Regions from separate parts of the Homo sapiens genome. Here region 2 is linked to region 1. Evidence: chromatin loops called from intact Hi-C (ENCODE). Cell type or tissue: endothelial cell of umbilical vein. All regions are shown on one strand.

Region 1 (4,000 bases):
AAAACATTACGGTACAGGTTGAATATCCCGTATCTTAAATGCTTGGGACCAGAAGTGTTTTGGATTGTGGGATATTGCATATTACTTGGTGGCTGAGCATCCCATATCTGAACATCCCAAACCCAAAATGCTCCAGTGAGCATTTCCTTTGAGCATCATGTCAGTTCTCAAAAAGTTTTGGATTTGGGAGGAGCATTTCAGATTTTGTATTTTTGCATTAGGGATACTTAATCTGTAGTGTTGTCTTTAGCTCCACTTACAATTTAAAACTGGCTGGAGTTCAGGCCAGTTATATTAGGAAAACCTGTTTTGCTCTTTGTGTTACTGATGAACCGCTACAGTATCCTTGCTCCACATTTTTAAAGTAAGCAGGGGTTGAGGACAGTCCTATGTGAGTACACATACACTCTGCATCAAGCGTTAGTAGTCTATTCCACCACAGGAATTTGCTTTCCTAGAACTTGAGTCAAGGTGACAAAAGTGAAAGCATGTATGTAAAGTCTTAAGAATTTTATATACATTTTTTCTTTTTGTATTTTACTTGAAGTGATTTAAGTAGGAGCTAATAGTTGATGAGACAGTTGGGAGTCTAAAATGTTTGAGAGAGCTGCATCTTTAATGCATTATTTTATCTAATCTTTCTATATATAAATAACTTGGGAAAATCCTAATATGCCTTGCACATAGTTGACAGTTTAATTTGAAAGGAACTAATATCACTTCTAGTATATTCAGGTTGTAGGGAGTAAACTGACATTTACTGAGCCACCTCCCCATTGCACTGGGCAATACTAGCTTTCTCTGTTACTTATTCCTTATAAATCATAAGGAGCAAGTTGGTTTCATTTTAAAAGCCAGACAGTTGAGACTTGTTGAGGCTCATAGAGATGAAGTTGTTGCCTGAGATCCTACAGTTAGGAAGTGACGGAGCATGGAACCCAGCCCTTAAAAACTGTGCTGTTTTCTTCTGTACCGTGCCACCTACATAGATGTGGTACCTACACCCACCTCCCTTCTTACAGAATCATGAAATCTGTCTGTTGGGGTGGGGAGAAAACAAGCTTGGGTATGCCCATGTTTTTTGTTTTTGGTAGGTTACACAAAAGTGATTGTAATTCAGGTAATTAGTTTTCAGAGGTGTCTGTGTGTTCTATAACCCTTCAATTATTAGCTGGCTAAGTGAATATTTTTCATTTGGATCAGAGGATGAGCAGGGCTCATCAAGCTTACCATTGACAGAGTGCTGGACTAGGCGTCTCAGATTGTACCTTGAGTGTGTGGTTTGTAAATTGACTCCAAAGCTAAAAGAGGTGGTTGTTTGGTCACGTTTAAGATTATTGCGTACTACTCTTTGCAGGCCCCGCCCTGTGTCATTGAACTTATGACTTGAAGCCCTGAGTATAGGAGATAATTTTTCTTGTTCCTTGTTTGGTTTTAGTGGCAGGTGGTTTTTTATTTTATTATTTTTTTGATAGAGTGCCCATATATCCTGCTGTTTACATATAGTTCCAGAATAAGTTTCTGGTTTGGAAGATAAATTATATGGTCACCCAGACAGTACTAGAGAGATCTGGTCATGATAACTAATTACATTTTGGTTAACATGGTTATATCACCTGAAGGAGTGCTTATTTAAATTTGGTCTTACCTTTTTTTCTCTTTCTATTTGGTCAAATGCAGCAAATATTTATATTTACACTTCTCTATTTGGATTAATTCTTCAGTTGCAATTTAATTTATCCAGATGCGTGGAATAGAACCAAAACTGCATTCTAATTCTGTGCAAAACAATAAAATACTACTTTCTGAGAAGGATGCCTTCTCTTTTGGGAAGAAGGGGAATCTGCTCTGTTTCAAAGCACCTTTGTGTTCAAGGTTTGGCTAAATCTGCTCATCACCACTAGGGGACTGTTTCTTTTTGCATTCTACAAGTATTACTCCCATTACAGAAGCTTTTTAAGAAAAAAATGGACTACCAAGGAACCCACCTACATGCTTTTCATAACTATACCTATTTTATTGTCTTATAATTTTACTTGAGAGGTTTGCGTGAATGATGAACTGTGACAAAAAGCATATATAAATATAAAAATACAAGTTAAAAAGCCTCATGTTAGCTGAAGATTCTTCCATGTGTATTCTTATAAAAATAAGGGAACCCTGGACAGTGCTCATTGTATTTTGTTGAAGAAATGTTAACTTCTTTAAAAGGAAGAAAAACATATATATATATATAACATACTGTATATTCAGAACCATTTTTAAGGAATGTAGTTTATCTCTTGAAAGACTGAAATTCAAGGCTGTGACTGTGACTAGAGTGTAAAATATAGCTGCATTGCATTATAGTATTTTATATATTTCTACAAACCAAATTGACCTGTTTTTGGTTTTGTTTTTCCTTTTCCAGTCTTTACCAGGTGCTGGTCTCTGCATGTGTTTTGTTTAAGTTGGAAAAATCTAGACACGACCCACAGAGTGGTATGGTATCCAGTGAGAAGGGAACTGTCCGCAGTGGCTTTGAAGGATATGAGGAAGCCTAGGCGGAGAGTTGAGAATTCAGCCTTGAGCTAGTGTTAGGGTACTATTTGGTACCTCTCCTGTGGGCAGAGCGACTTTACTAGAGAAGTTAGGAGTTAGGGCTAGCATGAGAACTTCATGCAGTTTGAGCATTCATCAGGCAGCAGAATATAGCTTCTATATTTACCTTGCATAAATCAGATTTGACAATGAAGAACAATGTTACTGATAGTAACAGTGCTTCCCAGTGATTGAGGAAGTGCTTGTTTTCTTTTTCAGCACTTTGTTCTCTGAACAAATAAGCTGCAGCAGCTACTATGACACATAACCCACCCTATTTCCCCCCCAACGGCCAGATGAAACCAGAAATACCCACTGTGTTTTTCTCTCCCTTCTTTGGAAAGCACGTGGTTGCTACTGCCATTGGGAAGAGTGATACCTGATTAGCCAGGTAGCCTTCTGAAAATTGAAACAAGTGGCCTGAGGATGACTTGGATGGCTGTTGGGTAGCAGAGAGCCCTGGAGGCAGGGTTTCATAACTGCGAACAGCAGTTTTCATTGTAATTGACACAGCAGTTTTCATTGTAATTGACAAGCTTCCCTTATGCAGAAACATTTAACGATACCTTTTTAAATAATGTTTACTAGTCATCTGATTAGATTTTATTAAAAATTTAGATGATTCGTCCTACATAATGTCAAAGCATTTGTTTAAAAACTTGGAAGCTTTTGGGGGTGGGGAAGGTGGTCATAGAAATATGATCATCTTCAGGATTTGGCAGGTATGAAGTGATACAAACCTCAACTTTTAAGATTTTTTTTTTTTTTTTTGCTTTTCTCTGGCAATCAATCTTATTTATGCCAGCCGTTGACACTTAGAAAGGATTTAAATCACTTTTCATAGCATAATTATTGTATTGCTTAATGCTTTAAAAAGGCACGCAGATGGGATTGAGACATTTCTATCCAGGCAGTTTTTTCTGCATTAGACCTAAGAACCTAATTTTGTAGGGCAGTAGTCTCTAGGCATTATGTTTAGCTCCTTTTGTCAGTGAGAAGTGTGTTGTAAAGTTTCTAATACTGTGGTCTGTTTTGAACGGTTTTGAGAAGAGGTAGCTTTAGTATAATTTATAGGACTTAAAAGGAAAATGCCTAGAATCATCAGAAAAAGCATGGAAAAACATTCTTCTCTGAGGTTGCCTTATTGGAAAAGGAGAAATCATTTAGAAGTTAATGTGTGGAAGGCATTAGGTTGAATAAAATTGTTGTTCGTATTGATCTGTCAGCTGCAATTACAATTAACTGAAAATTTAGTATTTGTCTCTTTTTCAGGAGAGAAGCCGTCAAATTTTAATACATTTAATTTTAGGTATATTTAAATGTCTGTTTTGCAGAGTGATTATCTTAATCCAGAACTGAAAAATTCCTGATGGTCCTACTGAAGATTTATCTAATGGTCCACAAATGTCTGTTTTGTTGA
Region 2 (4,000 bases), 170 kb before region 1:
GAAATGAGCAGTGTGGTGGCATCAGACCCTCACTGTACATGCTCTTAAAAAAGTGACTCAAAGGCTTAAAAAGTGACTTAAAGCCTCACACCTGTAATCCCAGCACTTTGGGAGGCCGAGGCGGGCGGATCACCTGAGGTCAGGAGTTTGAGACCAGCCTCGTCAGCAGGGTGAAACCCCATCTCTACTAAAAATACAAAAATTAGCCAGGTATGGTGGTGAATGCCTGTAATCCCAGTTACTCAGGAGGCTGAGACAGGAGAATCATTTGAACCCGCGGGGCGGAGGTTGCAGTGAGCCTAGATTGTGCCACTGCACTCCCGCCTGGGCGACAGAGTGAGACTCCACCTCAAAAAAAAAAAGTGACTTAAAATAAATTTTTGTTTGTGTGACAGGGTCTCACTTTGTCACTCAGGCTGGAGTGCAGGGGTGAAATAATGGTTCACTACAGCCTAAACCTCCCAGGCTCAAGCAATCCTCCCACCGCAGCCTCCCTAGTTGCTGGGACTATAGGGATGCACCACCATGCCGCCAGCTAATTCTGTTATCTTTTTGTAGAGATGAGGGTCTTACTATGTTGCCCAGGCTGGTTTTGAACTCCTGGGCTTAAGCGATATTCCCCCCTCCACCTCCTAAAGTGCTGGGATTACAGGCTTGTGCCACCACACCCGGCTAAAAGTGACTTTTCCTTTAACCCAGAAAGAACGCTTCCAATCTATACTAGTCAGAAATCTGGACCAGTGTTAATGTGGAAAATGCTCACCACACTCAGCTTTAAAACGGCAAAAAACTAGAAACACATGTCTGAACATAAGAAAATGGCTTTTTAAATGGCATATTATGTAGCCACTAAAATGAGATTTTTCAGGGTTGGATGCAGGACTATAAGCATAAGCCTATAATCTCAGTGCTTTGGAAGGTCGAGGCAGGGAGAATCACTTGAGCCCAGGAGTTCCAGATCAGCATGGGCAACATAGTGAGACCGCATCTCTACCAAAAAAAAAAAAAAAAAAAAAAAAGCCAGGCATGGTGGCACATCATGCCTGTAGTTCCAGCTACTTGGGAGGCTAAGGAGGGAGGATTGCTTGAACCCAGGAGGTCAAGGTGGCAGTGAGCTGTGATTGTGCCACTGCACTCCAGTCTGAGCAACAGAGTGAGACCCTGTCTGAAAAAAAAAAAAGAGATACAGAGATTTTCAAAAAGTATTTAATGACATAAAAAGTACTTAATGACATGAGGAAAAATTACAAACCACACTGTGTGTTTTTCTACACAGTGAAAAATGCTCACTACACTATAGTAGTGAGCATATGTCACTACTATAATCAGAAAAAAAAGGATGACACGATCCTGTCACTTATTAATGACTATGGCCCTTAAAGGGGAGATACATCCTCTGTGGTTTCTGATAACACAGCTTCTGATATGAAAGGCAATTGCCTCAAGTTAAGGAGATCCATGAAAGACTGAGGAATTGGATCAGATTACCTCTTAAATTCCTTCCAAAGCTTAGCTTTAACGTAGACTCCTCCAACCTGGGGGAATTTTCTTTAGCTCTGCAGAATGCAGATAAGGATGGTATTTGTTCAGAGCAAAGGATAGTAATAACAATTTCCCTGTGCATTTCTTTTTTTGAGTCAGGGTCTTGCTGTGTCCCTCGGGCTGGAGTGCAGTGGCACCATCACAGTTCACTTGCAGCCTCGACCTCCCTGGGTTCAAGCCATCCTCCTGCCTCAGCCTCCAGAGGAGCTGGACTACAGATGTGAGCCACCATGTCTGGCCCCTATACATTTTGTCACACCAGAAGGACCTGAGAAATGTTTGCATTGTTCAAGTATTTATTTATCTTGGAGTGAATTCTGCTTCAATTTTGTCTTTCTGTTCTTTTCTTTTCTGAGTTCATTTTAAAAAACTGCATGAATCCTTTCTAGCAGACCAGAGCCACTTGTTGTCTTGGGGTGATGGGCTTTTACATGTAGCTGGTCTTTCTGTTTAAACCCAAAGGATGGGAAAGTGCCCTTGACAGCTTTCAGCAAGGATCTCTAGCACTTACAAAAAGGGGGCTTTAGGGGAGTCATGCCAATCTATGGAGGTCACTGGGCTGGAACCGATCAGGCTTTCAACAAAAAAAGTGTTGATAGAAATGGACAATGGGATTCCAGGTACTGAATCCATATCATTTTAAACTGTTTATCTTTAGGACTTGGCGCATCTGCTAGAGAAAAACAGCAAATAGCACATCTAAAAACAGCTTGGTGGTTTTTTGCATCTTTAGAGAAAGCTGCTTTAGGAGGGTCTGCAGTATAGACCTCCTGTATCTGCAAGGTGACAGACGGAGGACCCCAAGCCGTGGGAACTGGTCACCTACTGTGGGGCCCAGGCCTCTCCCCACTGCAGGTCAAGCCCATCTTGAAGCCACCACCTGCTTAGTGCTCAAGGTCACCGCTCTCAGCCTGGTCCAGGTGCTGAAGGATCATCTCGACACGAGGGGGCGCCATCTCCTCACATTGTGAGGAAGCCTCTGGCATCGGGATGAATTTTGTTCTAGAGCTTTCCTTCTACAAACCTCGGTGTTGTTCTCGCTCACATGCAAGAAAGAATCGGAGTATTGTGAGGTCTGCAAATGAAAGGGTCCCTTGCCAAATGCTCTAATCCAGGCTCCTGGTGTTTGCGGGCCCAGATAGCTACAGTTTGTTGTCCCCTGGCTGCAAACCTTCTAGGAGTTTCTAGCTTTAGAAACCCTAGAAACAAACCCCTTCTAATGTTTCAGCTCCACAGCCCCTGCCCACCCAGCCCCTCAGACTTCCCATAGCAACCCAGGTTGGAGTCATCTCGCCCAGGTTTTCATATCTGCTCCACGGGCTTCACAGAAAAGTGCTGCTGGCTTGGAGCAGATCCGTAACTCTGATATCAAAGTCCTTTTTCTTTTGGGGCTAGGGCAGTTCAGGGAGAAGTTATGCCACTAAATGGGTGCCTTGTTGGGGAAGACGGTAATGACTGTAGGAATGAACAAATGATAAACAGCAGAACATTCTTCTGTTCATTGATTTGAATCAAAACAGACTGTAAATTGAGATGAGGAATGAATGTATTAATAGTAAACTGGACCTGCTTGGTGCCCTTTTTTGATGTCATGAAGCACTCTGCAGTTCCAGCTGCGGCCAAGCCTTGGGGCCTGGGGGACCTGGGTCACTGGAGTCTGGTTATGATCCTGTTGTTCCTGCAGAGGCAGCGTCAGGTTCTGCAGCCCCAGGGCCTGGGTTGGAATTGCAGCCCTTCCCTTCACCAGCTGTGTGACTTGGGCAAGTTGCCTAACCTCCTGCCTCATTTCCTTACCTGGAGAATGGAGATAGTGATGGTATATATCATGTAAATTATGTAATGCCTGCAAAACATTTAACGCAGCGTGGGCAAGGAGTCGGCACACCACAAACTAGAGCTGTTACTCTCATCCCCAGGATGCAGTCCCCTCTAAATGCAGTATTTTGTCTTTCAATAGAGGCAAGATGAATGCAAACATGGATCATGCTTCATTATGGATTTTTTTTTTTTGAGACGGAGTTTCGCTCTGTCCCCCAAGCTGGAGTGAGTGCAGAGGCATGACCTCAGCTCACTGCAACCACTGCTTCCTGGGTTCAAGCGATTCTCCTGCCTCAGCCTCCAGAGTACTTGGAACTACAGATGCGCCCCACCACACCCGGCTAATCTTTTTGTATTTTTAGTAGAGATGAGGTTTCACCATGTTGGCCAGGCTGGTCTCGAACTCCTGGCCTCAAGTGATCTGCCCGCCTTGGCCTCCCAAAGTGCTGAGATTACAGGTGTGAGCTACCGCCCCCGGCCTTCCATTTTGGAATGTTAATGCTTTGTTTCATTACCTTCTTTTTTTAAATTTTTATTTATTTTTTATTTATTTTTATTTTTTTATTATACTTTAAGTTTTAGGGTACATGTGCACATTGTGCAGCTTAGTTACATATGTATACATGTGCCATGCTGGTAC

What was found. Peaks named below come from ENCODE experiments on the same cell type or tissue, not always from the same donor. Only the 100,000 strongest peaks of a DNase experiment are listed, where the experiment ranks them.
Region 2: a loop joins it to region 1, with 2.8 times the contacts of the local background. A loop is called at or near these places in 4 of 110 quality-filtered maps.

Annotation. Positions count from the first base shown.
Region 1 is chr21:34,089,905-34,093,904 of GRCh38, forward strand. All of the region lies in intron 1 of MRPS6 (mitochondrial ribosomal protein S6), which reads left to right. All of the region lies in intron 1 of SLC5A3 (solute carrier family 5 member 3), which reads left to right. Among named protein-coding and RNA genes, the nearest start is that of SLC5A3, 18 kb to the left of the region's middle. In endothelial cell of umbilical vein, a CTCF peak has its summit at 1,861; a DNase peak (open chromatin) is centred at 2,797; H3K27ac peaks cover 640 bases.
Region 2 is chr21:33,921,697-33,925,696 of GRCh38, forward strand. No RefSeq gene overlaps it. Among named protein-coding and RNA genes, the nearest start is that of LINC00649, 7.4 kb to the right of the region's middle. In endothelial cell of umbilical vein, a CTCF peak has its summit at 2,475 (motif pointing right); a DNase peak (open chromatin) is centred at 2,495; H3K27me3 peaks cover 598 bases.